3 separate regions of the Homo sapiens genome follow, and all the other regions are linked to region 3. Evidence: chromatin loops called from intact Hi-C (ENCODE). Cell type or tissue: mammary epithelial cell. All regions are shown on one strand. Links, peaks and the distances in the headings refer to the core of each region. The heading gives the core; the rest is flanking DNA. Region 1 has its middle 31 kb from the start of PLAC1. Region 2 has its middle 12 kb from the start of PLAC1. Region 3 overlaps PLAC1 (placenta enriched 1).

Region 1 (5,494 bases), core at 1,026-3,525, 85 kb after region 3:
AGATGATAGTCTACTCTTTCAAGAGACTTGCAATCTAACAAGGGGTAAATGCAAATCATAAAGCTTCTCATTGCCCCTCAAATCCTGTGCCACTCTTAAGATCAATGTTTTAGTGGAAAGATATTATGAAAGGGATATTAGCATCATGGCTCTGTCACAGATCAGTCATGGCAGGGCTAGATAGAATCAAAGTGCAAATTCAAAATCATTGGAAATGCCCAAGAAAAAAATGTGTGTTACAATTTCTTAATTCAAAAGCATCTAAAGAGTAACTGTAAACTTCCTGCCAAAACAAAACTCTCCCCTTGCCCATGTTAAGGGTAGAAAACATCTTTCTAGTTTCCTTTAGGCCAAGCTTGTCCAACTCACAGTTCGTGGGCCACATGTGGCCCAGGATGGCTTTGAATGGGGCCCAACACAATTTGTAAACTTTTTTAAAACCTTACGAGTTTTTGTGTGTGTGATTTTTTTTAAGCTCATCAGCTATCATTAGCGTTAGTGTATTTTATATGTGGCTCAAGACAATTTTTCCTCTTTCAATGTGGCCCAGGGAAGCCAAAAGATTGGACACCCCTGCTTTAGGCCATCAGTGGAGTCTGCCTTAGGGGGCAGATGTAAGGGCCTCTAGGAACTTCACTGCTCAAAAAAATGATGTGAGAGTCTGCTGGTTGCTAGGGTTGATCTGGGTGCTTTTGGCTAGCTAGGTTATACCCCTGTCTTTCCTATCACTTTATGATGAAGGTTGATGTGGTGGAAAGAGTGCCAGACTCGGGTTTGTGCCTTAGTGGAATCTACTTAACCTCTTTAAACGTCACTTTTCTAATCTGTACAATGAAGGGAATAATAGTACTTACCTCATAAGTTTGTTTTAGGACTGAGATAACATATATATATATATATATATATATATATATATATATATATATATATATATATAGCACCTAGCACAACGTCTGACACATTGTCAATTCTCAATACACAATCGTTATTATGAGTCTTAGTGACGCCTCACAGTGGGGACCTGGAGCTGTGCTAGCTCTGGGAACTTAGAGCCTGTAGACTATCAAAAGTGCTGTGAGAAGAGAGAAGACAGGAAGAATGGTGGAAGGGCTAAAAGAGAAACTTCACAAGTTTTCCTGATGACCGGCTCAGACTCCAAGAAAGAATTAAAAGAAAAGGCTCCCACAGTCCTTCTCTCTGTAAAAATGTCCAGAACCTCTGTGAAACCTGCTGTTTTCGCCAATTCAGACAGTTTATTGTAGTTTGACTCATAGAAATCAGAGATGAATTTTTTGGGTTAGCAAGTCCAAGAGTTTTGTCAGTTATGCTTAAGGAGGTATAGCCTTTCATTCACTGAGCAAGTATGTAACAGACAACAGAGCAAATATTGTCCACTCTCCCGTTCTCACTTTGTCAAATTATGTGGTATTACATGATGTCCTGATATGAATCATTCAGGCAGCTGCCATCCTGCATTAATTGCAGAAGAGCTGGATTCCATACAAGGTGTTCCCAAAGGTTCATTACTAAATACTCATCCAGCAGTTCTTTGAAAGGTTGTATTGGGTGACAAGGACACTAAATCCTTCTATGCATTAAAGCTCCAAGAAAAGACAACTGGAAATTACACCATGGTTTTTCTCTTTTTTCTTTCCAGAAGAGAAAATTTATAATTACTCACTTGGGCCAATCCCCACCCTTTCCTTGATGTTTTCTGGCTTTTAAGGCATTTAAATGCTTGTTCTCTTGCGTTCAAAGTCTTACACCACAATTTCTTTATGAAAACAATATGTCTTTCAAATTAATGCTAAACAAAAATGAATATGTCACTAGAACACCATCCTTGTGTAAAGTATCCATATTTAAAATGAGAGTTTAACGGCCTCTTTCCTGTAACCCAAGGGCCAATCTCATATTTCAAGCTGCTTGGAAACTACCTTTACTTGGATGTTTCTTTACCACCTCCAACTCTTTATGTCCAAAACCAAATGTTTCACCTTTGCCCCACATTATTTCTTCTTCCTTTGTTTTTCATTTCAGTTAAGGGCACTACTATGACTCTATCGTCCAGGCTTAAGAATCTTGAATCTGTCCTTTCATGAATGACTAAGTTCTGGCTGTTCTGCCTTTGACTTGCCTTTGAATGAGTCACTGATTTACCTTTGCCTCTTTATTCTTATTCCCACCATCCCAGTTCTGGTCCCTGTCATACCATGGCTGGATTCCTAGAAGAGCCCACTCACTGGTCTGGTTTCATTATATGCATCCTGTTGGTCACTGCTAGATTAACCTTTCTACAAGCCTGCTTTCACCATGTCACGCCTGTGCTCAAAATTCTACAAGGGCTGCCTATTGTTTACTATATCAAGTCCAAATTAATGTATTGTTCGAGAGGCTTCTATTACTTCAAAACATAACTGCTCCAGTTAGGGTTCCATTTTCACTATCTCCATACAAACCAGAAACCAAATTCATTTTTGCTGATAGAGTTTTGTGTTCATGCCCGTTTTCATCTCCTCTGACTTACAAATCCTTCCATCTTTAAGGGCCTTCATCAAGTCCTACTTCCTCCATCAAGCCCTCCCCAACTTCTCTAGCACCCACGGGTGTCTCCTGTGTCTGTTGCCGACACCGTGATATTTGAGCAATGAATCAGATGATATAAATTTGAAAATACTGACAGAGTTGGGAGACCTGGATATCAGTACTGGCCCTGCCACTGACTCAATGTGTGATGTTGGGCAAGTCCCTGCCCTTCTCTGAGCCTTGGTGCCCTCCTAAGTAAAATGAGGGAGTCAAACTACAATCATTTCTCAAACACCAGTCACTTGCACAGCACTTTCCTGATTGCCATATCTGCAGTCCGTCTCTACTTTTACCAACTTTAAACTTCTCTATCTTGCTTTTTAAAGTACATTTTATTGTGGTAAAATATACATAACATAAAATTTACCATTTTAAACATTTTAAGTGTACAATTCAGTGGCATTTGGTACATCACAATGTTGTGCAACCATCACCACCATCTATCTCCAGAACTCTTTTTATTTTCCCCAACTGAAACTCTGTCTTCATAAACACTAACTCCCCATTTCTCCCTCCCTGCAGCCCCTGACAACCACCACTCTACTGTCTCTATAAATTTGACTACTCTAGGTATCTCATATGAGTGAGATCCTTCAGTATTTTGTGTCTGGTATATTTCACTTAGCATAATGTCCTCAAGGTTCATCCATGTTGTAGCATGTGTCAGAATTAAATACACTTTTAATGAAAGAAAAGTATCATATCTGGGAAATCATAGTTTTGTGGAATGGTTATGGTCTTTCTAATACACACTAAAATAAACATATAATTAAAATATGAAGTTTGTGTGTTCCCAGTCCCAAGAGTACTGTGCCTCCCACTCTTCCAGAAACACCTGACTTGTTCACATATATGAGAAGATATGGATCACTGGGGCAGTGGTTTTCAAACATGGCTGATTATTAGAATCCCTCAGGTGGCTTTGAGAAAATACCAAGACAATATCCCAGACCTGCTGAGTCAGAATCTCTGGGGATGACCTGGAAGTCTCTGTGTTAACAAGCTCCTGAGGTATTTTTGGTGATCAACCAGGTTTGGAAGTCACTGTTCCATGGCTGACTTGAAGACAGGGCTCCAGGTCTACACCTTTTTTATATTTCCAATAGTGCAGGGCACAGAGGTCACACTCAAAAATATCATATTGATGGCTCATACCTGTAATCCCAGCACTTTGGGAGGCTGAGGCGGGTGGATCACGAGGTCAGGAGATCCGAAACCATCCTGGCTAACATGGTGAAACCCCGTCTCTACTAAAAATACAAAAAATTAGCTGGGCATGGTGGCAATGGTGGCACACACCTTTAGTCCCAGCTATTCAGGAGGCTGAGGGAGGAGACTTGCTTGAATCCGGGAGGCGGAGATTGCAGTGAGCCGAAATCGCGCCACTGCACTCCAGCCTGGGCGACAGAGCAAGATTCCGTCTCAAAAAAAAAAAAAAAAAAAAAAAAAAAAAAAAAAATATATATATATATATATATATATATATATATATATATATATATATGTATATATCATATTGACTGATATATTGAGAATCTCCAGAAATAGAAAGGAGACAAGACTTTAACTTCTTTCTTTTGAGCAGTGTTTCTTTTTTCTTTTTTTTTTTTTCACAAGTTCCTCTGTAAAATGGGGGTAATACCACCTACCTTACAGGGCTGCTGTGACTCAAATCTGATACATGTGGAGAAGCTATGGCTGTTACTATAAAAATTTCTTGTACATATCCTCTGAGGCCAGCATCATGCCAGGAGTTGTGGAAGAGTGGCAAGAAGTTTAAAACATGATTCCTGCTCTCACAGAGCTCAGGATCTGTTCGAGGAAACCAAACCAACCCAGATGGAACAAATGAGGAGCAATGACTTCCGAGCAGGGCAGGAATTCAAGCCAGGTGTGCTCTGGGCAAGCTTCATGGGTAAGACTTGAGCTGAGCCTTGAAGGAAAAATAAGATTTGGAGAGAGAAGCAGGAGAGGCCAGAATATTCCAAGAGAAAGGAACGGCATCAGACGTGGCTGAGGCGGTTACCCATGTGGTATATTTGAGTTGGCCCAATAAGGCTTGTCTCATCACACAACATGCCGAAATAACTCTGGAAATTTGACTGTTTAGAATTCTGTTCCTTAGGACGGCCCTTCTGGAAATGTAAACACACCTGGCTAGTTCGTGTATGACCTCACTTACACCTTAGTGTGCATTAGTTAAATAAGAATGCGTTCTCTCTAGCAGCTAGATGAGATGGGGGGCACTGAGGGATGAGACTCTGATTGGTAGAGGCCTAAGAAGGGGTCATTTTGAGCCATGGAAACAGTTTCTTCTGGGAATTCAGAAAACAGCCTGGGAGCCTGGAGAAGGTGGCAAGTGGGAGAGTTCTGAATTGTCAGCAACGACATCACTTTGAACATGAGCAAGGGACAAGTCCTAACCAGAATCCATTTCAAGCAGCTTCTTTTGTTGATGTGCTTGGAGGCTTTTGCAAACCAGGATAACATGCAGATGTATATTAGAAAAGCTTTGCACTTCCACATTGGACAAATGAAGATTTGTCACAGATGGGTTATTTCATTTGATGAGCATTTGGGAAGACGGATGGTGACAGGCATGGAGTTGTGGTTCTTCTGAACCAGGGTGTAATAGGCTCTTTCCATTCATTACATACCCAGGCTATCCTTCCCAGTCCCTTCAAAGTTTAACTACTTGGTCTTGACCTCAGGTTAGAAAAAAAGTTTCCTTTGCAAAGACTGTCCTTTTCCCCCCTAGAGACTGCTGCTCTCAGCAGAGCCTGTTTCTTGAATAGCTGTGATTAAAGATAGAGGCTGTTTCTCTTCCTTCTCTGGGCTCTGAGGAAGCTGGTCTTCCCCACAGGGCTGCATTTGGGGCATCTCCTTCTGGACAGTCCTCCATTTCCTG
Region 2 (5,494 bases), core at 1,417-3,916, 66 kb after region 3:
GGTGTGGTGGTGCATGCCTGTAGTCCCAGCTACTCAGGAGGCTGAAGCAGAAGGACTCTGGAGACTAGGAGTTTGAGGCTGCAGTGAGCCAAGGCCCCACCACTGCACTCTAGCCTAAGTGACAGAACAAGACCTTGTCTCAAAAAAAAAAAAAAAGTTAACTGTGGAGTTACCCTATGATCCAGCAATTCCACTCCTAGGTACATACACATCCAGGAGAATTGAACATAGATCCACATAAACACTTGTACACGAATGTTCATAGCAGCAGTATTCTCAATAGCCATAAAGTGGAAACAACCCAAATGCCCATCAACAGACAAATGGATAAACAAAATGTGGTATAGTCATATTATTCAGCCATAAACAGGAATGAAGGACTAATGCATACTACAACATGGATGAACCTTGAAAACATGATGCTAAGTGAAAGAAGCCAGACACAAAGATCACATATACACGATTCCATTTATATGAGATATCCAGAATAGGCAAATCCATACAGACAGAAAGAGATTAGGAACTGCCAGAGGATGGAGTGGGGAGAGAATGGGAAGGACTGTTTAATGGGTACAGTTTCTTTCTGGAGTAATGACAATATTCTGGAACTAGTGATGATGGTTGCACAACTCTAAACCTAAAGTCACACATCTATGAAATGGTAGGGCTAAGATGTCAGTCCATTCAGTCTTACTCCAGCACCCACACCCAGAGTCACTCTGTCTAGAGTTGGATGCTCAGACTTATAATTCAGTATTCTGGATCCTGGGCATCATGTTCTAGTTTTATTTTTTTAAGGGATGTCTGCTTTTTTCCTCAAAAGGGCCTCTAAGGGCCCTGGGAAGGACTAGTGATGGGTCTAAATCCGGCCATAATGGCCAGCTCACACTTGTCTATAGGAATTCCACACAGGTGAAGCTTTCACACAAAGGTTTCAAGGCTGAAGACAGAAAATTCTAGGACCGGGAAAGACTTCCTTCTGGCCTCCCCAAATTTCCCTGAGATTGGGGCAGGATGGGCTAAGTGTGAACACTCCACACAAAGAGGAGCCAAGCCCTCTCCCACCCTACCCACCTCCCCCAGTGAGCAAGTACATTGTGGTCTTTAACCAAAACCAAATGAGAAGTAGTGGCTACACTGGGTGGCAACAGAGCAGGCAGGCCCAGCGAAAATGGGTCTGGCCTTTGAAAATGGCCTCCCAGAGGCTGCCTCCCAACGTGGGGCCTTCGGCATTGTTCTGGCCTTTGTGGTTCCTGGAAATCACCCACAGCAGGATCTGTTAGGCCTGAATACCCATCCACAAGGGCAGGAGGGAGAGGTGTGTGAGTTATTAGGGGTTACCTCTTTTTCTGGCCCATCCCATCTTTCCAGGATCTTCCCTATGGTCTTCCTAGTTTCATGTGGTTCAATTAAGTCCGCCCACATCTCTGGAGTGCCCACTCTGAGAATTCAGGGATGATTTGACTCACCTGCCCTCAAAGAGTTCACTTTCCAGTGGGATATATTTTGGAGCCAGAAAGCTTGGGTTCAAATCCTGATTTCATCATTCCCTAGCCGTGTGATGTTGGGCAAGTTACTTAACCTCTGAATTTCCCAGGGCCCTCATCAATAAAATCAAGATACTGATGTTAATATGTGTAAAGAAGGTAGAACAGTGACTTGCGCATTGTAAGCTGGAGATGGGTGTGAGCTCTTATTCTCTAGAGTGAGAAATGCTGTGGTTGGAGAAAACACAACACTTGGTGGGGGAGCACAGAGGAGAAGGCCAAACTCAGACAGACGGAATACAGGAAGGCTTTCCAAATGAGGTGATCCCGGAGGGGAGCCTTGCAGAATGGGTAGGAGTTAGGAGAGGGAAGCAGTGGGGAAAGAGCACTTGGGATGGGGAAAGGGGCATGAGCAGTGGTAGAGTGGCTGAGAACTGCCTGGTGTGAGCGGGATGCTGGGGCAGCTTGGTGTTTCTGGAGCTGGAGGTCCGCAGTAGCGGAAGACAAGGCTGAAGCGGGTGGTGGGCTTGGCGGTGGAGGGGCCGTACACAGCCCGGCTACTCTCCCCGAAGTCTCCTGTTTCTCCCTCTGAGTCAGGCCAGTCTGCTCTTGGCCATGGGGCTTGCCCTGGATCTCGAAAGAACCTTGGCTGGGGTTCACAGGAGGCTGCAACCATCTCCAGGAAATGCCGAGGTGATGAGGATGGCTCTGCATACGGCTAATGTAACTGTCACTCCAGTCTCCCCACCCCACCCCCACCCTGAGAAACACATTTTTGTCTCTGTCTCTGGAAAACATGTGTGCAAGCAAAGTTTGGCTGGGTGGCAGCTGAAACTTTTTTTTTTGACAACAGAAAGGCACCAACAATCTGGCTCTTGCTACCTGGGAGCTCCCAGCCCAGCCTTCTATGTTCACCTGAAAAGCCCAACACCCCTGGGTGGTCCCATGCCACCCTGGGGACTGTCCTCCATGCATCTGTTTCCTGCTGACCTTACAGCAGAAATCCAGCAGGCAAAGGGACCCAACTGCCTCATGCCTGAGGAATGCCTCCCAAGCCCCCTCCCACCTCCTGCCTCCTAGCTTCCAGAACTCAACAGCTTGCCTCTTGTGGGTCAATGTTTGCAGAAAATGTTTGCAGACTTCATATCATGCCATTTCCAGGAATAATTAGCAGTCAGGCAGTCAGTCTCTCATTCAGGTCTGGTGAACTAAAACCTCAAGAATGTGGAGCTGGGTGGGGGTGGGAATGGGAGTGGGTGAGGTTTGGGGTGCTTGCCCATCTTGCCAGCCTGCCTAGCTGGCTGAGTTCACAAGCCACTGGATCCCAGTCCCTGAGCACACCACCAAGGAACCTGCTCTGACTGGCCTCCATGGAACACAGAATGACTGGTCATTTTGTTGTCCCATGAATGCCAAGTCACAGTGTAGCCTCCAGCCCTGCCATGCAAATAAGACAAGGAGATGCCTTAGCTCATGCAACTCATACCAAGAGCAAGCAGTCACGGGCACCTTTGCCAATCATGACCCATTGCCTTGAGGATTTGGTCTCTGCAAACTCCCTTCCCCCATTCTAACCTAACAAAGACCCTGCAGGTTTCAAGTTCCCAGCCCCAATTCAACCATATGGTGAGCAGTTGGGGATCTTTCTGAGAAGGCTGTTATCTGTAACATGCTTGGGAGTTCCTTGCATTATTTTACTGAGCCAAAGCATAATGTGATTGCCTTGCTTCTTCATTTGTTAAAAAAATTTTTAACCCCATGAGGTGAAACTCCTATGACATCTTGGGTGTCAGGCCTTCAACTTTTGGCTAAGACCAAGTTTCTCTCTGTGATAGCCCAGTGTTATAAGTTTTATAAACAGACCCCTGAGTAAATGCAAAGGACTTTCTGTCCTCCTAAATCACAAACTAGATCAATAGACTGGCATGACAGAGTATTTTTAGCAAAATAATATTTAACAGAAATAAATGTAAAATGTTATAATTTGGTCCAAAAAAATCAATTGCACTAATATAAAACAGGAGAAAACTGACCTAATGGTAAAACATGTTTAAAAGTGGGGAACAGGGGGGAAGGCTTAGGAGTGTCTGTTGACAGTCAGGTCACTGTAAGTCAATGTATGATGCGACCAGTTGTATTAGTCCGTTTTCACACTGCTATAAACAACTACCTAAGACTGGGTAATTTATGAAGAAAAGGGGTTTAATTGACTCATAGTTCCACAGGCTTAACAGGAAGCATGACTGGGAGGCCTCAGGAAACGTACAGTCATGGCGGAAGGTGAAGAGGAAGCAAGCACGTCTTACCATGGTAGAACAGGAGAGAGAGAGAGAGAGAGAGAGAGCAACAGGGAAAGTGCCACACACTTTTAAACCATCAGACCTCGTGAGAACTCACTCAGTATCAGGACAACAGCAAGGGAGAAATCCACCTCGTGATCCAATCACCTCCAACTAGGACCCTCTTCCAATCTGACACGAGATTTGGACAGAGACACAAATCCAAACCATATCACCAGTGAAACAAAAAGCAAAAATTGTTGTAAGTTGCATTCATAAGAGTCTAGTCTTCGGAATAAAGGAGTTCTGCCCTGACCTCATAAATCAAGCAAAACCCTCCCAAGTCATTGGGTTACATTTTGGGCACCACAAACCCATGGGCAAAGGCATACAGAGTGATAGAGCTGGGTGGAGAAAGTTCTGTTCCTTTATTATCTATCTCCTCACTAGAATGGAAACCCCAGGAGGGCAGGGAACCCATTTGTTTCATCCACTGCTGTATCCCCAGTACAAAGTACACTGCCTGTCATATAGTATAAGCTCAATAAATGAAACTGAGAGCCTGAATAAATGAAAAAAAATCCTTTTCAGAGCCATTCAAGAGTGTGAAACCATCTCTGGTGGTGACGACCCTACTATTGGAATAGTCCAAGGAGAGGAAGTATAGCTATTTGGTGTGGGAACTGTACAGGGGATTCCAGGATCATTAGATAACCTCGCAGGGTCCCCTGACAAATTCCAAGGGCTTATCATAACATCCTTTGTGGGGAATGCAGGGGCTGACGGGGTATCTCTGGGTGGTCCCAATACCCTAGCTAGCTGTGTGCTCAGAAGTCCATGAAGCCTGAGTTCTCTTGTGTACTTCCTTGTATACTCTCTCTTGCTCTCTCTTCCCTTCTATTTTGACGTTAAGTAGTGTCTCTGGAGCATCCTGTGGTAGCTGTACTAAAATCAGGCAATACTCAGTTATCTTCCTCTTTGATGGTAATGTTGGTGCTACTAATCTAATTAGCTGCTTGGAGGTACATCCCCACTCTCTGAAGAAAAATACCCTTGATCAATATGAACCTCAATAAGAACTGATGATTCTGATGAAACAGAGCAAAGGATTCTTTCATAAGTCATAAATGTTACCCCAAAAGGGGGCTCCATTTGAAAAAAAATCCACAATATACTATTGAACAAGTTAGGGGCTGATTATTTACTATACATAAGTTGCTGCACTAACAATGCCCTGTAATAGGCAACCGGCTGGTGGGTGAGAAGATTTCAGAATGGATCTGGTGTTTTTCCTCCTTATTGAATGTACTTCTAGGCACCTCCATAAATCCTGTCATTTCAGAGACTCCTTCAGCTATATACTATTAGAGGCAAACTCAAGACTTACTGAGTACTTTGTCAAGGCTCAAACTCCTTATGTAAGTCACAAAAATATGGATTTTCCCCCTCTGTGTCTGCTTAAACTGTAATAGCCATTTTGGAGAATCCAGTAAGTGCTAACAGGGGAAAAGGTGAGAAAGAGAGAAACATCTCAGGCTTGTGAACTTGCTGAAATTAAACTGGGTGAGCCTCTGCAGGCTAAAGTATTTTTAAAATGAAAGAAAAAGAGAAAGGAAAGAAGGAAGACAGGGGAGGAGAGAAGGAAGAAGAGGAAAGAGGGAGGGAGGAGAAGGAAAGGAAAGAATGGAGGAAAGGAGAGAGGGAGGGAAGGAGGGAGGGAGGAATGGA
Region 3 (5,494 bases), core at 1,068-3,567:
CATTCAGCCTTTAAATGGCTACTCATTGAGTAAAGACACTATGCTAGCTAATTTAAAAATTAATTTAGATCTTGTAAGCACTTAAAAAACCAGAATGCATTAATATGAATCTTGCAAACAATAGAGGTTCCATTGTGATCACTTACACTCTATTTCCTGGTATAAATTAGAGTAGGAATGGAGAGGAATATTACAAATCCACATCTTTAAAAAAATCAACAATCACAACTCATTTGGGTAAAAGGACAATTTCTGCTTTTGTCAGTTCCCTTTAGAAAGTTAACCTGTTGGTTATCAGAGAAGGGGGACACTGAACACACAGAAAACTAACCTTCTTCTGGCAGCTGGGGATAATTTGTCAGTTTCCTTTGAAATGTGGCTTTGTGCTCACTGGTGAAGGCAGCTGGAACAGAAAAAGCATGACAGACAAAAGCTGAAATCCACATGAAGAAAGGTCTTTTTCCCAAAAACTACTGCCTGAGTTAGCAACGGTCAGAACAGAAAGTACATGCGTATCTTCCCAGCAACAAGCATATCTGGTACTAGAGAAGGCCCCCTATGTGACAGGAGGCATTTAGAATGGCTGTAGCCTTGAATAGGGCTGCTGGACAGCATTTGAGCAAACCTTCCCAACCCCATGAAAAATCACACCCTCAAATTAAATCCGTCTAAAACTGTGACTAAAGAAATGAAAGTATTATGTTTTTCAATCAGTCCAAAGCATTTACTATTCTGAAAAAGAAGACCTACTTACTATATAGTGGATGATGGTGCAAGAAGTAGAGGTTTCAGTATATGATTTTCAGTTAAAAAGTAACCAATAGAATAACTAAAAATAATGCTATCAAACTGGAAACAACTGAAATGGTCTGCAACTGGTGAATGGATAAGCTGTGGTACATCCATGCAGTGGAGTACTATTCAGCAATACAAAAGAATGAACAACACATACATGAATCTCAAAATAGTTATACTGAGTGAAAGAAGTCAGTATCAAAGGGTTATATAGTATATGATTCAATTTCTGGGCATTCTGGAAAAGACAAAATTGTAGCAACAAAACAGATCAGTGTAGGGGGTAAAGGGAGAAGCCAATTACAAAGGGCAGCATGAGGGGATTTGGGGGGTAATGGAACTGTTCTATATCATGATTGTGGTGGCAGTTACATGACTTTATGTATTTGCCTAAACTCATAGAGCTGTACACCAAAAAAGTAAATTTTTAAAATAGCATGCTATTTTAAAAAGTGAATTTTTAAAAATCTCATAAAATATTGCTATCAACCATGGGGAGGCAGAAGAAAGAGAGGCAGTTGGGAGTAATGTTAAGTGAGCTAAATCTTCCATTTTTATAACAGGAGTTAATAGATAATGTCCAAAATGGATAAATCAAGAATGGGAACAGAGTAATATTTAGAGATTCAGAAGTAACTATCAGATGAATTGCCAACAGAATCTGTTAAAAAATGGTTGCCTCTGAGGAGTGGGACTGGGGATGGGGAGGAGTGGGGCAGAGAACTGTTGTTTTTTATTATCAGCTCTCTGTATTTTATATATATATATATATATATATATATATATATATATATATATATTTTTTTTTTTTTTTTTTTTTTTTTTTTTTTTTTTCTTTTTTGAGACAGAGTCTTGCTCTGTCACCCAGGCTGGAGTGCAGTGGCATGATCTCCACTCACTGCAAGCTCCACCTCCCAGGTTCACGCCATTCTCCTGCCTCAGCCTCCCGAGTAGCTGGGACTACAGGTGCCCGCCACCACGCCTGGGTATTTTGTATTTTTAGTAGAGATGGGGTTTCACCGTGTTAGCCAGGATGGTCTCGATCCCCTGACCTCGTGATCCACCCGCCTCAGCCTCCCAAAGTGCTGGGATTACAGGTGTGAGCAACCGCACCCAGCTGCCTATTTGATATTTTTAAACCATGCTCATGTATTACTTGATTTAAAAATAAATGTAGTGGAAAATGCACTGGACTGGGAATCCAGAAACCTGATCTCTAACCCTAATTCTGCACTAATTGATCAAATCCCTTCCCCTTTCTGGACCTTGGTTTCTACATCTGTATGATAAAGGGGTTGGACTATACGATGTTTAAGGTCCCTTTCATACCTAAAGAAAATTATAAAATTAGATTACTTACATATCCACAATTCTTTGTTAAATGCCAAGCTATGAAACATGCATTTTTATTTTTAAAGCCGTAAGAGACTAACTCATCAAATTCAACTGTCTCTTTTCAACTGCTGAAGAAACCAAGACACAGATTCACTAAAAGATTCACTTGGAATGACAGTTAATTGGCAACAGAGCTAGGACTAGAGCTCAGGGCTCCTCATGGCTCTTTCTGTTGCACCACACAGCTTCTCCTAGGCCTAATGGAATCAGTCCTGGGCACCAGGGCTGACAAAAATTCCCTTGGACAACACCAGGGGTGTAATTCACATGCTGAAATGGTTTCATTGGCCTGGGAGATGAGTCAGAATTTTGGAAGTGGTCCCTGACATAAGCATGTATGATGCAATACCATAGGCATTCCAAAGTTGATCAAGGCTATGTTAAAATTCCAATTTTAGGATTCCATTCCCTAATAATTGTCCAATAAGCTGCCCTTGGCAGCTACTGCCAGCCTACTGACTTCCCCTTTTGTGTGACAGGAATCCCACTACTCAGAAATATCACCATTCACATTCTGATGTAAAACAATGGGCTCATCCGTTTTTTCTCATCAGCCTTTCATCTCTAGGGCCTCTCAGCTTGTGGCATGATTCACTGAAATACATCAAACATGACAGAAGATGCAAGCATTTGGAAACTTACATCAGCCATCATCAAATTAAAAAGGTATCTTGATATGATTTAGCAATCATCCTTGGAAGAGAGTTGAAACAGACCCCTGACTTTGACCACACCATCTTCCTAGGGAAGACCTTCCATGTTGACCAGTAAGCAAGCTAAAAGTATGTGTTTTGCCAACCATTTCCTCCCCCTTTGCTGGGGCCTGCAGGCTCACTTGCCCCTCATCGCACAAGGTCTGGGGTTTACAGAATAAGGACACCATTATGCAGGGCTATCATTCTTCCTTAGTGGAAACAACACTGCCCTTTGTAAGCTCCCAGCTAACTTCAAAGGGTGTGGCTATCTTTCTGTGCTCCAAGGGAAGCCTCCTCGGGAAACATTGCTCACAGTGCCTTTCCAGTTCTAGAATCTTCTTGAGCTGATAGTCAGAGCAGGCATTTTCAGGCAGCACCCCCACCCCTGCACCCCCCATTGGTGCTTTGTCTACTTTAGAGGCCAGATTGTGTTTTTTAAAACCTACTTGGAAAGCATTTGTTTGCCAACTTTTGTGCTCCCCTCCTATCAGTGCTCCCTCTCCAGCCTGGCTTTCTGCCCAGTTCTGAATCTTGCCTTACCTACTGCCTGGCGTTTACTTCACAACAGCTGGCCCAGGGATCTCAAGTACTTAGTCTCAGCTGCCAGCTTAGGGAAGGAGAGGCCCCTGTAGTTGAGCCTGTGACAAAGACAGCATTTGTTTCCACACCGGTATTTTCAATGTCAACAGCAGTGACAGGCTCCAAAGGGGATCATACCCAGTCACTGCCCACTTGGTGAGAACTCCACAAGCTCAGGGATGTCCATTCATCCAGCTTCAGCTCTCCCCGCAATGCTATGAGATGACTAGAGACCACTAATAAGATTCCCATTTTTATTTGCCCATGGGGAAAGGAGACAAATGGCTGGAGACTGGGGGACTCGTCTAAAGGAATTAATGATCATTTTGTTCACAAGAAGAATCAGGATAGCTGAGTCTGACAAATGTTGGTTTCTGTGATTTATCCATTTGTGTAGCTAAAAAGTGCTATCAGCTGGCTTGCTCATCATTGAGTGACCTGAAGTGATGGATGATGGAGAGGAGGTTGCTGTGAGGGTAGAGGTGGCTCAGTACCCTGCAGGAGCAATGCAAAGAGAGACTGTGCCCAAGACCATCTCCCCGGGGGGGATGGGTGGCATTCCTGCCTTCCTTCCACCAACAAATGTTGACTGTGCCATGCACTGGGATGACAGAGATGACTCAGATGTGCCCTTGTCCTCAATGTGTTCATGGTTGGATGAGGAGAACACCAGTCTTACTCTAGTGACTGAAGGCTAAGACAAAGACTCCAGCCTCAAACTTGAGGAAGGAAGTTCATGTTTCTTCCTGGGTTGGCCAATAGAAAGTGGTATTTGTGGCCGGGCATGGTGGCTCACGCTTGTAATCCCAGCACTTTGGGAAGCCGAGGCGGGTGGATCACGAGGTCAAGAGATCAAGACCATCCTGGCCAATATGGTGAAACCCTGTCTCTACTAGAGATACAAAAAAATTAGCTGGGTGTGGTGGCATGCACCTGTAGTCCCAGCTACTCAGGAGGCTGAGGCAGGAGAATCGCTTGATCCTGGGAGGCGGAGGCTGCAGTGAGCCAAAATCGCACCACTGCACTCCAGCCCGGGTGACAGAGTGAGACTCCATCTCAAAAAAAAAAAAAAGTTGTATTTGTGTAGTTTTTCTAACTGTAGTGATGTGCGTGTGCTGAATTACTCACTTGGATTCTCCTCCTTGAGAGTAGGGTTCATTTTGTCACTAATCTGGCTAGATTGCTTATCATAATGCTTAAAAATATAGCTTTAAACATACAAGTGGCCAATAAACATGTGAAAAAAACACTCAACATCACTAATCAGAGAAACACAAATTAAAACCACAATGAGATACCATCTTACACCAGTCAGAATGGCTATAATTAAAAAGAAAAATAGATGTTGGTGAGGATGTGGAGAAAAGGGAATGCTTATGTACTGTTGGTTAGAATGTAAATTAGCACAACTTAAGGAAAACAGTAGGGATAGTTCTGAAAGAACAAAAAATAGAAATGTCATTTGATCCATTCTCAAAGAACTAAAATTAGAAATATCATTCGATCCAGGAGTCCCACTACTGGGTATCTACCTACAGGGAAATAAATCATTATATGACAAAGATACTTGCACTCATGTTTATCACTGCACTATTCACAATAGCAAAGATAATGGAACCAACCTAAGCGTCCATCAGTGGTGGATTGGATAAAGAAAATATGGTAGCTATACATCATGGAACACTACCCAGCCATAAAAAAGAATGAAATCATGTGTTTTGCAGAAAATTGCCTATTGTGTACAATGTTCACTATTCGAGTGATGAGTACATCAAAAGCCCAAACTCCACCATGGTACAATATATGCATGTAGGAAGTCTGCACTTGTACCCTCTACATCTGTACAAAATATTTTAAAATATAGCTTCAAGATGTAATTAAAGTCACATATCAGCTGATTTTGAGTTAATAAAAAAGACAGATGATCACTTTTGGCCAGAACCACCATCTTCTAGTATTTTGCCAAAATAATGAACACAAAGGGAAAGAGAAGAGGCACCCAATACGTGTTCTCTAGGCCTTTTAGAGAA

Evidence for each region. Hi-C counts contacts between places; a loop is a spot of excess contacts. Peaks named below come from ENCODE experiments on the same cell type or tissue, not always from the same donor. Only the 100,000 strongest peaks of a DNase experiment are listed, where the experiment ranks them.
Region 1: a loop joins it to region 3, with 11 times the contacts of the local background. A loop is called at or near these places in 2 of 110 quality-filtered maps.
Region 2: a loop joins it to region 3, with 7 times the contacts of the local background. A loop is called at or near these places in 3 of 110 quality-filtered maps.

What each region holds. Positions count from the first base shown.
Region 1 is chrX:134,686,932-134,692,425 of GRCh38, forward strand. It overlaps a transcript of PLAC1 not described here. Among named protein-coding and RNA genes, the nearest start is that of PLAC1, 31 kb to the left of the region's middle. In mammary epithelial cell, for the core only: no CTCF peak of the experiment used is centred there; DNase peaks (open chromatin) are centred at 1,400 and 2,130; H3K27ac peaks cover 1,456 bases.
Region 2 is chrX:134,667,785-134,673,278 of GRCh38, forward strand. It overlaps a transcript of PLAC1 not described here. Among named protein-coding and RNA genes, the nearest start is that of PLAC1, 12 kb to the left of the region's middle. In mammary epithelial cell, for the core only: no CTCF peak of the experiment used is centred there; DNase peaks (open chromatin) are centred at 2,147 and 2,757; H3K27ac peaks cover 827 bases.
Region 3 is chrX:134,601,720-134,607,213 of GRCh38, forward strand. It overlaps PLAC1 (placenta enriched 1), which reads right to left. Exons shown (of 3, transcript NM_021796.4): 2 at 332-403. It also overlaps the pseudogene RPL21P133. Among named protein-coding and RNA genes, the nearest start is that of PLAC1, 54 kb to the right of the region's middle. RefSeq lists an enhancer at 2,237-3,436. In mammary epithelial cell, for the core only: a CTCF peak has its summit at 2,432; a DNase peak (open chromatin) is centred at 2,482; H3K27ac peaks cover 1,543 bases.